Linked DNA regions of Homo sapiens: region 2 is linked to region 1. A link is an interaction called in ENCODE POLR2A ChIA-PET data of the cell type or tissue named here. Cell type or tissue: Panc1. All regions are shown on one strand. Links, peaks and the distances in the headings refer to the core of each region. The heading gives the core; the rest is flanking DNA. Region 1 has its middle 59 kb from the start of TFAP2A-AS2. Region 2 overlaps LOC124900218 (a long non-coding RNA gene).

What was found. ChIA-PET counts read pairs that join two places held together with the same protein. Peaks named below come from ENCODE experiments on the same cell type or tissue, not always from the same donor. Only the 100,000 strongest peaks of a DNase experiment are listed, where the experiment ranks them.
Region 2: POLR2A ChIA-PET joins it to region 1 with 8 read pairs; 3 of 35 experiments call an interaction of 5 or more read pairs at or near these places.

The regions. Positions count from the first base shown.
Region 1 is chr6:10,342,445-10,347,826 of GRCh38, forward strand. No RefSeq gene overlaps it. Among named protein-coding and RNA genes, the nearest start is that of TFAP2A-AS2, 59 kb to the right of the region's middle. RefSeq lists an enhancer at 4,744-5,382. In Panc1, for the core only: no CTCF peak of the experiment used is centred there; no DNase peak of the experiment used is centred there; H3K27ac peaks cover 357 bases.
Region 2 is chr6:10,122,489-10,127,870 of GRCh38, forward strand. The region is part of intron 1 of LOC124900218 (a long non-coding RNA gene); the gene reads right to left. It also overlaps the pseudogene OFCC1. Among named protein-coding and RNA genes, the nearest start is that of TFAP2A-AS2, 280 kb to the right of the region's middle. In Panc1, for the core only: no CTCF peak of the experiment used is centred there; no DNase peak of the experiment used is centred there.

The DNA.
Region 1 (5,382 bases), core at 147-5,146:
AAGGTGCAGCAGTTTCTGGCGTCTGGGGAGGGCCTCTTCCTCATAGCTGGTGCCTCCTTCCTGCACCTTCACATGGTGGAAGCGGCAAACAGTCTCCCTCAGATGTCTTTTACAAAAGCACTAATCCCATTCATGATGGTTGCGTCTTCATGACCTAATCACCTCCCGAAGCCCCATCCTCTTTAATACCACCATATTGCAGATCATGCTTCCACACATGAATTCTGGGGGGACACATTCAGACCATAGCATCTTCTCCTTTTGTTCCAGCTTAAAGGATACCCACTGTGAGGAATTGTTGTTGTTTTCAATTTTTTTATAGTTATTATTATTATTATTATTTAATTATTTTATTTTCATTATTTTTTAAACTTTTTGTAGAGACGGGCTCTCACCACGTTGGCTGGGCTGGTCTTGAATTCCTGGGCTCAAGTGATCCTCCCACCTCAGCCTCTCAAAGTGCTGGGATTACAGGTGTGAGCCACCATGCCCACACTATTTTCATAATTTTTAAAAAAATGTATTTTTAGAGACAAGGTCTTGCTCTGTTGCCCAGGCTAGAGTTCAGTGGCACAATCATAGCTCACTGCAGCCTTGAACTCTTGGGCTCAAGTGGCTAAACGCCTCAGCCTTCCACATAGCTGGGACTACAGGCACATGCCACCATGCCTGGCTAATTTTTAAAAATTCTTTGTAGAGGCAGGGCTTTTCTGTGTTGCCCAGGTTGGTCTTGAACTCCTGACCTCAAGCAATCCTTCCACTTCAGCCTCCTAAATTCCTGGGATTACAGGCATGAGCCACCACACCTGACCTATGTTAATAGCAATTAAAAACTACTACTTCTCCAGTGGAGTCTGTCTTAGTCCATTTTCTTTTTGTTATTTTTTTTCTCCACACCATGATTCTGTAATAGTTTATTTTCTGTTGTTTATAACAGAATACTTGAAACTGAATGATTTAAAAAGAAAAGGTATTTATTTTGTACAGTTCTGGAGGCTGGGAATTCCAAGGCTGAGGGGCCACGTTTAATGAGAGCCTCCTGCTGGTGAGGACTCTGCAGAGTCCTGAGGTGGTGCAGGGTGTCACATCAGAGGAGCTGAGTAGGCCAGCTCAGGACTCTCTTCCTCTTTTTACAAAGCCACCAGTTCCAGTCCCATAATAACCCATCAATCCACGGACTGGTTAATCCATGAATCCATGAATGGATTAATCCGTTCATGGAGGCAAAGCCCTCAAGACCTAATCACCTCCAAAAGGCCCCACGTCTCAATACTGCCACATTGGGAGTTAAGTTTCAACATGAGCTTTGGAGGGGACATTCAAGACACGCAGGGCCCCACACCTTCCCCCTACCTGTTCCCCTGCCTCCTACCTTCTCCGGATGCCTAAATTGATGTCATGGGCCTCAAGCCTCCCACAGTGTCTGTGGTCCCAGCTACTTGGGAGGCTGAGGCAGAAGAATCGCTTGAACCTGGGAGGCAGAGGTTGCAGTGAGCCGAGATTGTGCCACTGCACTCCAGCCTGGGTGACAGAGTGACACTCTGCGGAAAAAAAAAAAAAAGCAGAAATTTGAGGATATCACTGCAATAATCACTAAAGTCCTCAATATTGATAACAATTTCACTTAGACCTAGTATAGTCTGTCACGATTTTCAAAAGAGATGGCATTGACCCATGTGGCCTATCCCTATCTAGCTAGAGCTCATGCTAATCAAGTGGGAAATTGCCATTCGGAAATTAGCCTGAGCAGGAGAAATCCTCTCCCAAACACCAACATCTTTCCGCAAATGTACACACAGAACTTTCACCCCAGGTTCATCAGTAATGCCCATCAATTTGTTGCATCAACCTGGTTCCACCCTGTACCTGCTCACACATCTAGCAAGCTTGGATTAAGTGTCTGGAAAGTGCTGGAGTCAAGGATTGAAGCAAGAGCTGGTGAGCACAGAGAGGAGAGCGAGCAGTCCAGGGGAGCCAGGGAAAGCCGCACCGAAGGCAAGACTTGGCTGAGTTCTGAAGAATGAATAAGAATCTGTCAGGAGACAGAACAACCTGGACAAACCGAGAGGACATTATGCCCAGTGAAATAAGCCAGGGACACACAGACAGATGCCTGCATGATCTCACTTACATGTGGAATCTAAAAAAGTCAAACTCATAGAAGCAGAGAAAAGAATGATGATTACCAGGGGCTGAGGGTGGAGGAAATGGGAGATGCTGGTCAAAGGGGACAAAGTTTCAGTGATAAGATAAATAAATTCAAGCCGGGCACAGCGGTACGTGCCTGTAGTCCCAGCTACTCAGGAGGCTGAGGCAGAAGGATCCCTTGAGGTCAGGAGTTGGAGTCGAGCCTGGGCAACCAAGTGAGATCCCATCTATGAAAAGAAAGATGAATAAATTCTGGAGACCTAATGCACAGCTGCTGACTAGAGTTAATAATTCTGTACTGTATACTTGAAATTTGCTGGCTGGGCATCATGGCTCACACCTATAATACCAGCACTTTGGGAGGCCAAGGTGGGAGGACCTCTTGAACCCAAGAGCTGGAAGCTGCAGTGAGCTATGATCGTGCCACTGCACTCCAGCCTGGGCAACAGAGTGAGCCCTTGAAGAAAAAAAAAAAAGAAAAGAAAGAAAGAAAAGAAAGGAAGGAAGGAAGGGAGGGAGGAAGGGAGGGAGGGAGGGAAGAGAGAAAGAAAGAAAGATTTGCTGAGAGAGTAAATTTCAAGTGTTCTTACCACACACAAAAAAATTTTAACTAGGTGAGGTGATAGAAATTAAAAACTCACTTGATTGTACGATCATTTCACAATGCACACTATATCAAATCATCACATTATATATGTTAAATTTATACAACTATATTTGTCAATTCTACCTCAATAAAGCTGAAGAAATCAATAACCAATGAAAGAGTTTTAAGTGTTAAACTAAAATGGTGTAGAAGAGGATAGAAAAAATTTTGTTACATTTTTCTCACACATTATTTAATTATTGCAACTAAGATGCTCCAATTATCACTCTTAACTAGTCTTATTTTTTGTGTGTATGTGTGGGGTTTTTTCTGAGACAGGATCTTACTCTGTCTCCCAGGCTGGAGTGCAGTAGTACGATCATATCTCTCTGCAGCCTCCAATTCCCGGGCTCAAGCAACTCTCCTGTCTCGGCCTCCCAAATGGCTGGGATTATAGGTGCAAGTGACTGCACCTGTCCTTACTGTTTTGTTTAAATTACAGCATTTGTGTAACAGAAAAGTAGATCATACAAAATAATATGCAATTTCAAATAAACACCCATTTTTTTTCATGAAATGAAATAAAATTAATGTGTCAGGAAGAGAGTTAAGAGGACCTTGGGCAGGGATGAAAAGCCTGGAATGGTGAGGGGTGACTGCATGGGAAAGGACCGGAAGTACAACTTGCCTGGAGTGTGGGGTACCCGTGCCTGAACCCCACCAGCAAAGCTGCAGAGGTCTGGGAGTGTGAGTCTGTAGGGGAAAATATAATAACCTTATGTGCCATATTCAGGATTTAAGGAGTGGGGACTTGACTTTGTAGGGCTTCAGAAAACCCATGAAGATTTTAAGAATTTCCACTTAAATAAATTACATCATCAACAGATTAGAGAATAGACTTTTCTTAGCCTGTTTGGGCTGCTATAAGAAAATACAGTTGAGCCTTGAACTGTATGGGGGTGTTTGGAGTGCCAACTCCTGTGCAGTAGAAAATCCACGTATAACTTTTGACTCTCCAAAAACTTAACTACTAATAGCCTACTGTTGACCAGAAGCCTTATGTAGTAGTACGTTCTGGCATTGCTATAAAGAAATACCTATAAACAAAAGAGGTTGGCCGGGTGCGTTGGCTCACACCTGTAATGCCAGCACTTTGGGAGGCCGAGGCGGGCAGATCATGAGGTCAGGAGTTCGAGACCAGCCTGACCAACATGATGAAACCCCGTCTCTACTAAAAATACAAAAATTAGCTGGGAGTGGTTGTGCACACCTGTAATCCCATCTACTCAGGAGAATCGCTCGAACCCAGGAGGCAGAGGTTGCAGTGAGCCGAGATCGCACCACTGTACTCCAGCCTGGGCGACAGAGCAAAGCATGGCAGCATCTGTTGGCTTCTAGGTAGGCCTCGGGAAACTTACAATCATGGTGGAAGGTGAAGAGGGAGACAACATGTCACGTGGTCGAGGCAGGAGGAAGAGAGAGAGGGTGAAGGTGCCACATACTTTCACACAATCAGATCTCGTGAGAACCCTATCATGAGAACAGCACTGGGGAGAAGGTGCTAAAGCATTAGAAACCGTCCCCATGATCAAATCACCTCCCACCAGGCCCCACCTCCAACACTGGGGATTCCAACTGAATATGAGATTTGGGTGGGAACACAGATCCAAACCACGTCACCTTACCCATAACATAAAGCTGATTAACAAATAAATAGACCAGTATCTATATAGAATTTATGCATTCATGACATAGCTTTTTCTTAATTTTTTCAGTATTTTTTTTGCCTATATTTGCCATATAAGCTACAGCAGTTTGCAAGTTTTTTCAAATTATTGCAAATCTCTAAAAACTTTTTCAATAAATTTATTGAAAAAAATCTACATATCAGTGGACCCAGGCAGTTCAAACCCATGTCATTCAAGAGTCAACTCTACTATAAGCTAGGTAGCTTATAAACAACAGAAATTTAGTTCTGGAGACTGGGCTGTTCAAGATCAAGGCACCAATAGATTGGTGGCTGGGCGCGGTGGCTCACGCCTATAATCCCAGCATTTTGGGAGGCCAAGGTGCATGAATTACTTCAGGTCAGGAGTTCAAGACCAAACTAGAGAACATGGTGAAACCCCATCTCTACAAAAAAATACAAAAATTACACGGGCCTGGTAGTGGGTGCCTGTAATCCCAGTTACTTGGGAAGCTGAGGTGGGAGAATCACTTGAACCTGGGAGGCGGAGGTTGCAGTGAGCCAAGATAGCACCATTGCACTTCAGCCTGGGTGACTGAGCAAGACTCTGTCTCAAGAAAACAAAGAAAGATTTGGTGTCTGGTGAGGACACACTTCTTGGTTGTCATAGACAGTGCCTTCTCATTGTGCCCTCACATGGTGGAAAGGGCAAGGCAGCTTTCTGAGGACTCTTCTATAAAGGCACCGATCGCATTCATGAGGGCTCTGCCCTTCTGACCTAATCACCTCCCAAGGGCCCCATCTCCTAACACCATCACCTTGGGGGTTAGGATGTCAATGTGCGTATTTCAGCAGGACACACTGAGGCCCACGCAAGGGGAGAGGTTGGTGGAAGGGAGAGGGTGGCTGGACTGGTGCAGTAGCTCAAGGGAAAGGTGAGGAGCTGAACAGAGAGGGGCAA
Region 2 (5,382 bases), core at 144-5,143, 220 kb before region 1:
ATAATAAGAAATAAAAATTAGAACTTAACTAAAAGAACTTAATTTGTTTAACCTATGAGATTAGCAAAGTTAGATAGAGTTTGATAATAGTGTGTTATCCTATGTACACAGAGGTACTTTCCTAGAAAAGTAAGTGAAAAAATTGTCCAACCACCATACTAATCACCCTGATTTGATCATCAGACATTATATGTACTACAGCATCACTATGTACCCTATAAACATGTACAGTTATTATGTGTCAATCAAAACATTAAAAATGTTTTTAAAATTTTTAAAGCACGGATTACTTATGCTATTATCTTACATTAGTTTGGGCTACTTTTAAGCTTCATAGAAATGGAATCTTGCAGTTCCTACACTCTTGTCACCAGCTTCTTTTACTTATCACATTGACTGTGATTTATCCGTGTCACTTTATATAATGGGTTTTGTTCTTTTCATTCCATGATGTGAATCTACCACAATTTATCCAGTCAACGGTGAGTGGACTTTTCAGTTGTTTCCAGTTTGAAGCTGTGAGGAATAATGCTACTGTAAATAGTCTTGCACAAGTCTTTTGGTGCACTACATGGTGATGGTTAAGCCAGAGACAGCTAAAGAGTTGTGGAGATAGCTGGGTAGACTACAGATATTAAGAAGGGTGAAGGTAAATAGCCCTAAATTATACCCAAATGCTCTTCATTGCTCAAATATAATAACAATAGCAATAAGTCCAAAAAGTGTTACCCTCAATGGTATGTATCACTTTCAGCCTTGGTTTCATAAAATAGCACATAGTTTTTTAACAAGCATAAGCTAAAAAAAAATGTGCCACTTAATTAGCTTCACAAATGGCTGCCTTGCTGTTTTCTACTTATTTTAGGGTGGATTTGATCTGTATGTATTCAACCCTGAACTTCAGCAATATAAATGACCATGCTTGCCCTTATCCACCTTCTTACAATATGTGACTGAGAGGGACATACCAAGATCGAGGACTAAGGATTTCTTAGGAATGTGAATTCACAGACTGGAAGGCAGAGGGCAAAAATCATCTTAAATCTTTGTTTAAAATACTTTCATTTTAAAATGCTACTCTAAATTGTTTTGTTTTGTTTTGTTTTGTTTGAGGCGGAGTCTCTCTCTGTCACCAGGCTGGAGTGCGGTGGCGTGATCTCAGCTCACTGCAATGTCCAGCTCCTGGGTTCAAGCGATTCTCCTGCCCCAGCCTCCCCAGTAGCTGGGACTACAGGTGCACGCACCATGCCCAGCTAATTTTTGTATATTTAGTAGAGACGGGGTTTCACCATGTTGGCCAGGATGGTCTCAATCTGCTGACCTCGTGATCTGCCCGCCTTAGCTTCCCAAAGTGCTGGGATTACAGGCGTGAGCCACCACACCCGGCCTAAACTGTATTTTTTTTATAATAACATAAGCTTTAAACTAAGACTGATCTGCAGAGGTCTTAACATAAAGGTGTTTGTTTCTGAAGAAAACTTTGCTTCTGAAAAAGTTATTGTATGACATTTCCAATGCAAATAATACCTAGACGCAGAAAACAGCTGCAAAAAATGTCATATATTTAATTTCTTAAATAGCATTTAAAGGAAGAAAAGCAAAGTATTATCACATTCTGATTTGAGAAAAGTAATTGCATGGGTATCAATACTGGAGAGTAGCAGTACCCCATTAGTGCCCGTAATTTTTATTTCTTGATTCTGCTGTAGGAATGTATTTTGTAGGTAAGCTAGACACCAGAAAGACTTGTCATACTGTGGAAAGTGGGAAGTACTGAGAAAATAAATAGTCAAAGTGCTTAGAAACTGCTACTGGGACAAGAAAAATGCACAGGAGTTTCCAGCGATCAGAGAAAGCCAGAGGGTATTTGGATGGATAATGCCCCAACATGATGTAGGTAGAAGTGTTTAAATTTAAGGTAAAGAATTGAGGTAAGTAAAGGCCGGGCACGGTGGCTCACACCTGTAATCCCAGCACTTTGGGAGGCTGAGGTGGGTGGATTACAAGGTCAAGAGATCAAGACCAACCTGGCCAACATGGCAAAACCCCGTTTCTACTAAAAATACAAAACTTAGCCAGGTGTGGTGGCGTGCACCTGTAGTCCCAGCTACTTGGAAGGCTGAGGCAGGAGACTTGCTTGAACCTGAGAGGTGGAGGTTGCAGTGAGCTGAGATTGTGCCACTGCACTCCAGCCTGGCCTGGCGACAGAGTGAGATGCCATGTCAAAAAAAAAAAAAAGAATTTAGGTAAGTAAGAAAGCAAGTTTCTCATTAAGTTCAAATATCAAACCAGGATTGGCTTAAGTTAAGGTTTCCTGAGAAAGACACCAAGTCGTGTTTATTTTTTTGAAATTTCCCTGTACATGTGTCACTTCAAATCACATTTGGTGATATTGGTCATTTAGCTCTTGGAGAGAAACTCATTGTATAGTGGAAAGAGAAAGAAAGAACTGACAAACTTCACTAAAAAACAACTTTATAGCTGAAGGAAGGTGATTAAACGTTCCTGAGCCTCAATTTTCCAATCTATAAAATGAGAATAAATGGGCTAGGCATGGTGGCTCACGCCTGCCATCCCAGCACTTTGGGTGGCTGAGGTGAGAGGATCGCTTGAGGCCAGGAGTTCGAGACCAGCCTGGGCAACATAGTGGGACCCTGTATCTACTCAAATAAATAAATAAATAAATAAATAAATGGAGTTGCTTTGAAGATTCTAAAACTGAGTATATAAAAGTCACAGTAAGTATTTCCTTTTTTTAATTTAATTTTATTTTATTTTATTTTTTGAGATGGAGTCTTGCTCTGTCACCCAGGCTGGAGTGCAGTGGCGTAATCTCGGCTCACTGCAACTTCCACTTCCCGGGTTCAAGCGATTCTCCTGCATCAGCCTCCTGAGTAGCTGGGACTACAGGCCTGTGCCACCACTCCACGCTAATTTTTTGTATTTTTAGTAGAGATGGGGTTTCACCATGTTAGCCAGGATGGTCTTGATCTCCTGACCTCATGATCTGCCCACCTCGGCCTCCCAAAGTGCTGGGATTACAGGCGCGAGCCACCGCACCTGGCCTCCTTCTTTTATTTAATAAAGTTATCTTATTGACCTCTTAAAATATAGAACAAGAAGGAAGGCACTTTCAGGGCTCTGTTTTCTGTCTTTCTCTCCTTTCCTGCTCCGTCTCTCTTCCCTGGTAGGTAAGTTGAAGTGTCCAGGTGCCTACTGCTATCATATGACAGCTGCCTTAATTATAACTTTGGTTTTTGAGTGCGAAACAAATACCGTGAAAGCTGGCTCAGAAACAAAATTTTAAAAATGACAGTGGGAGCAAAAACTATTCTAGCACTTCCTGGTGAATACACACTGTTTAGAAAGGGGTTACACTTGAAGGAACAATGGTGTGTGTCTATACCAGGTACTCAGCATCGAAGGGTAAGATCAAATTACGTAAAAACATACAAAATAACTCTCCTTAAATGAGAAAAGTCTGTATGTGTGTGTTTCACCTATGAAGTCAATGAGTTTAAAAATTAAGACCTACTTCTTAGATAATAAATTTTAGCCTTTAAAAATGGCCTCCTCCCACCTAAATGAACTGTAGTATATAATCACATTTTCTGATCTTAAACGTATGGAAACGATACAGTTTTTAAGAAATCCTTATTTAAATGGATTGTTCTTTTCCCTAAGCATGATGTCAGTCAAATGAAAGAAGAAAATCTCCATCTTCCTAATTGTTACCACCCAAACTTAGTAAGGTGGTCCTGAATTTGAGTCACAATGCTTTAGACTTTTCTTGACATCTAATTTGTATTGTACCAAATAAATTAAATCTAAGTGCATTAAGATATCACCCAACTATTTAAATAGGTTCATTTACAAAGGGCTTCTTTTTGATTCCAAACCAAATTTATCAAATTCTCCCTGGTATCTGTACCTTATCATAGTTTCTCTATTTCTCCTCTTGGGGCCACCAGCCTCTCAGTTACCTAGGATTCCCTTGATTCTTCCCTTTTTCTTGCATTATAGGAGCAATGAGCTACCAAGTCAAACAGCTGTACCAATGAAAGAGGTCTACGTCCAACTGCACCGCTTTCTTCTCACTACCACAGGAATACATTAGACTTGCATCACCTTCTGGCTTGTACCATTTAAAATAGTTTTTTTTCACCAGGAGTTCTGCCTCAAGTCTTTTGCCGACTCCAAGTCATCCCATCATCTCTAGATTATAACCCCTAAAGTGTAATACTGAATTAATGGCTCCCTTACACTCATTCACTCAAAACACCTTCGTGACACCAACTGGACTCCTCAAGACACTTTAATGGCACCTAAACAAGTATTTAAGGTCCACAATCAGCCAACTTAATTCTACATTTTCCGACTTTTCTCCATACCGTGCTGCCCTTTTCTTAACCCAGTGTTGAGTCAAACTAACTGCCCCACATGGGGAACCTATGTGGTACCTTCCCTCCTTCTTCTACCCTTACTGCTTCTTTCATTTCCACCTTCCTTTCCACCTTTCCTCACCAGTTGAAATCCTCATGATGCTTCAAAATTAATATTGTGAAGGATTGCCTGTTCGCTGGAGTTAGAAATAACTTTGCCTTCCTTTGAGCTTTCATAGCACACTGAATTTCTCTTTTCAGATTCACTCATTCATTACAGTTATTTATGTACATATCTATATTTTCCTATTATACATAGGTATGCTCCTCAGAGTCAACATATGCCCACCAGGAGATAATTCTCCATTAGTTTTATGCTTCTGCATATCTTCCAAGCAGAGGTTCTGGCTGCATTGGTTTCAGACTATCTTTTCAAGGATGTTTACAGAGCAAACAATCTTGGAAAACAGAGGTAATGTCTCCCTTCAGAGCAAAGGCAGGTCTGCTTATGGTTCACAGCAACAAAGATTATACCTTCCTTCAGGGCATAGGTCAGGCATGCTTACTGATTCTAATAAAACATCTAGTCTGTCTAAGCTCAGAGTTCCTTCCCCAAAGCACACCCTACTCCATGTGCAGATACCATCTAGCCCTCTTCACATCACACTTTGAGAAATGGCACTCAGGAAATCAGCACAAATGCAGATACTCTGGGTTTTGCTTCTGTAAATAATAAAGTCTTTTGTCTCTGATCCAGGAGTCTCATGTCTTCTGCCAGCACTCCTGAAACTGTGATAGAGAGACTCTAAAGAGGCCCCATGATTCCCACCTCCTGATATTCACGCCCTGGGTGACTAGCCTCCTGTTGAGTCTGAAAAGGAACTGTGACTTGTTTCTATCAGACAGCATATAGCAAAGGTTGTAGGATGTATGTGACTACATCTACATGATTGCATTATAGATCACTGTAACATCTGCCTTGCGAGGAGATTCTTTTTCC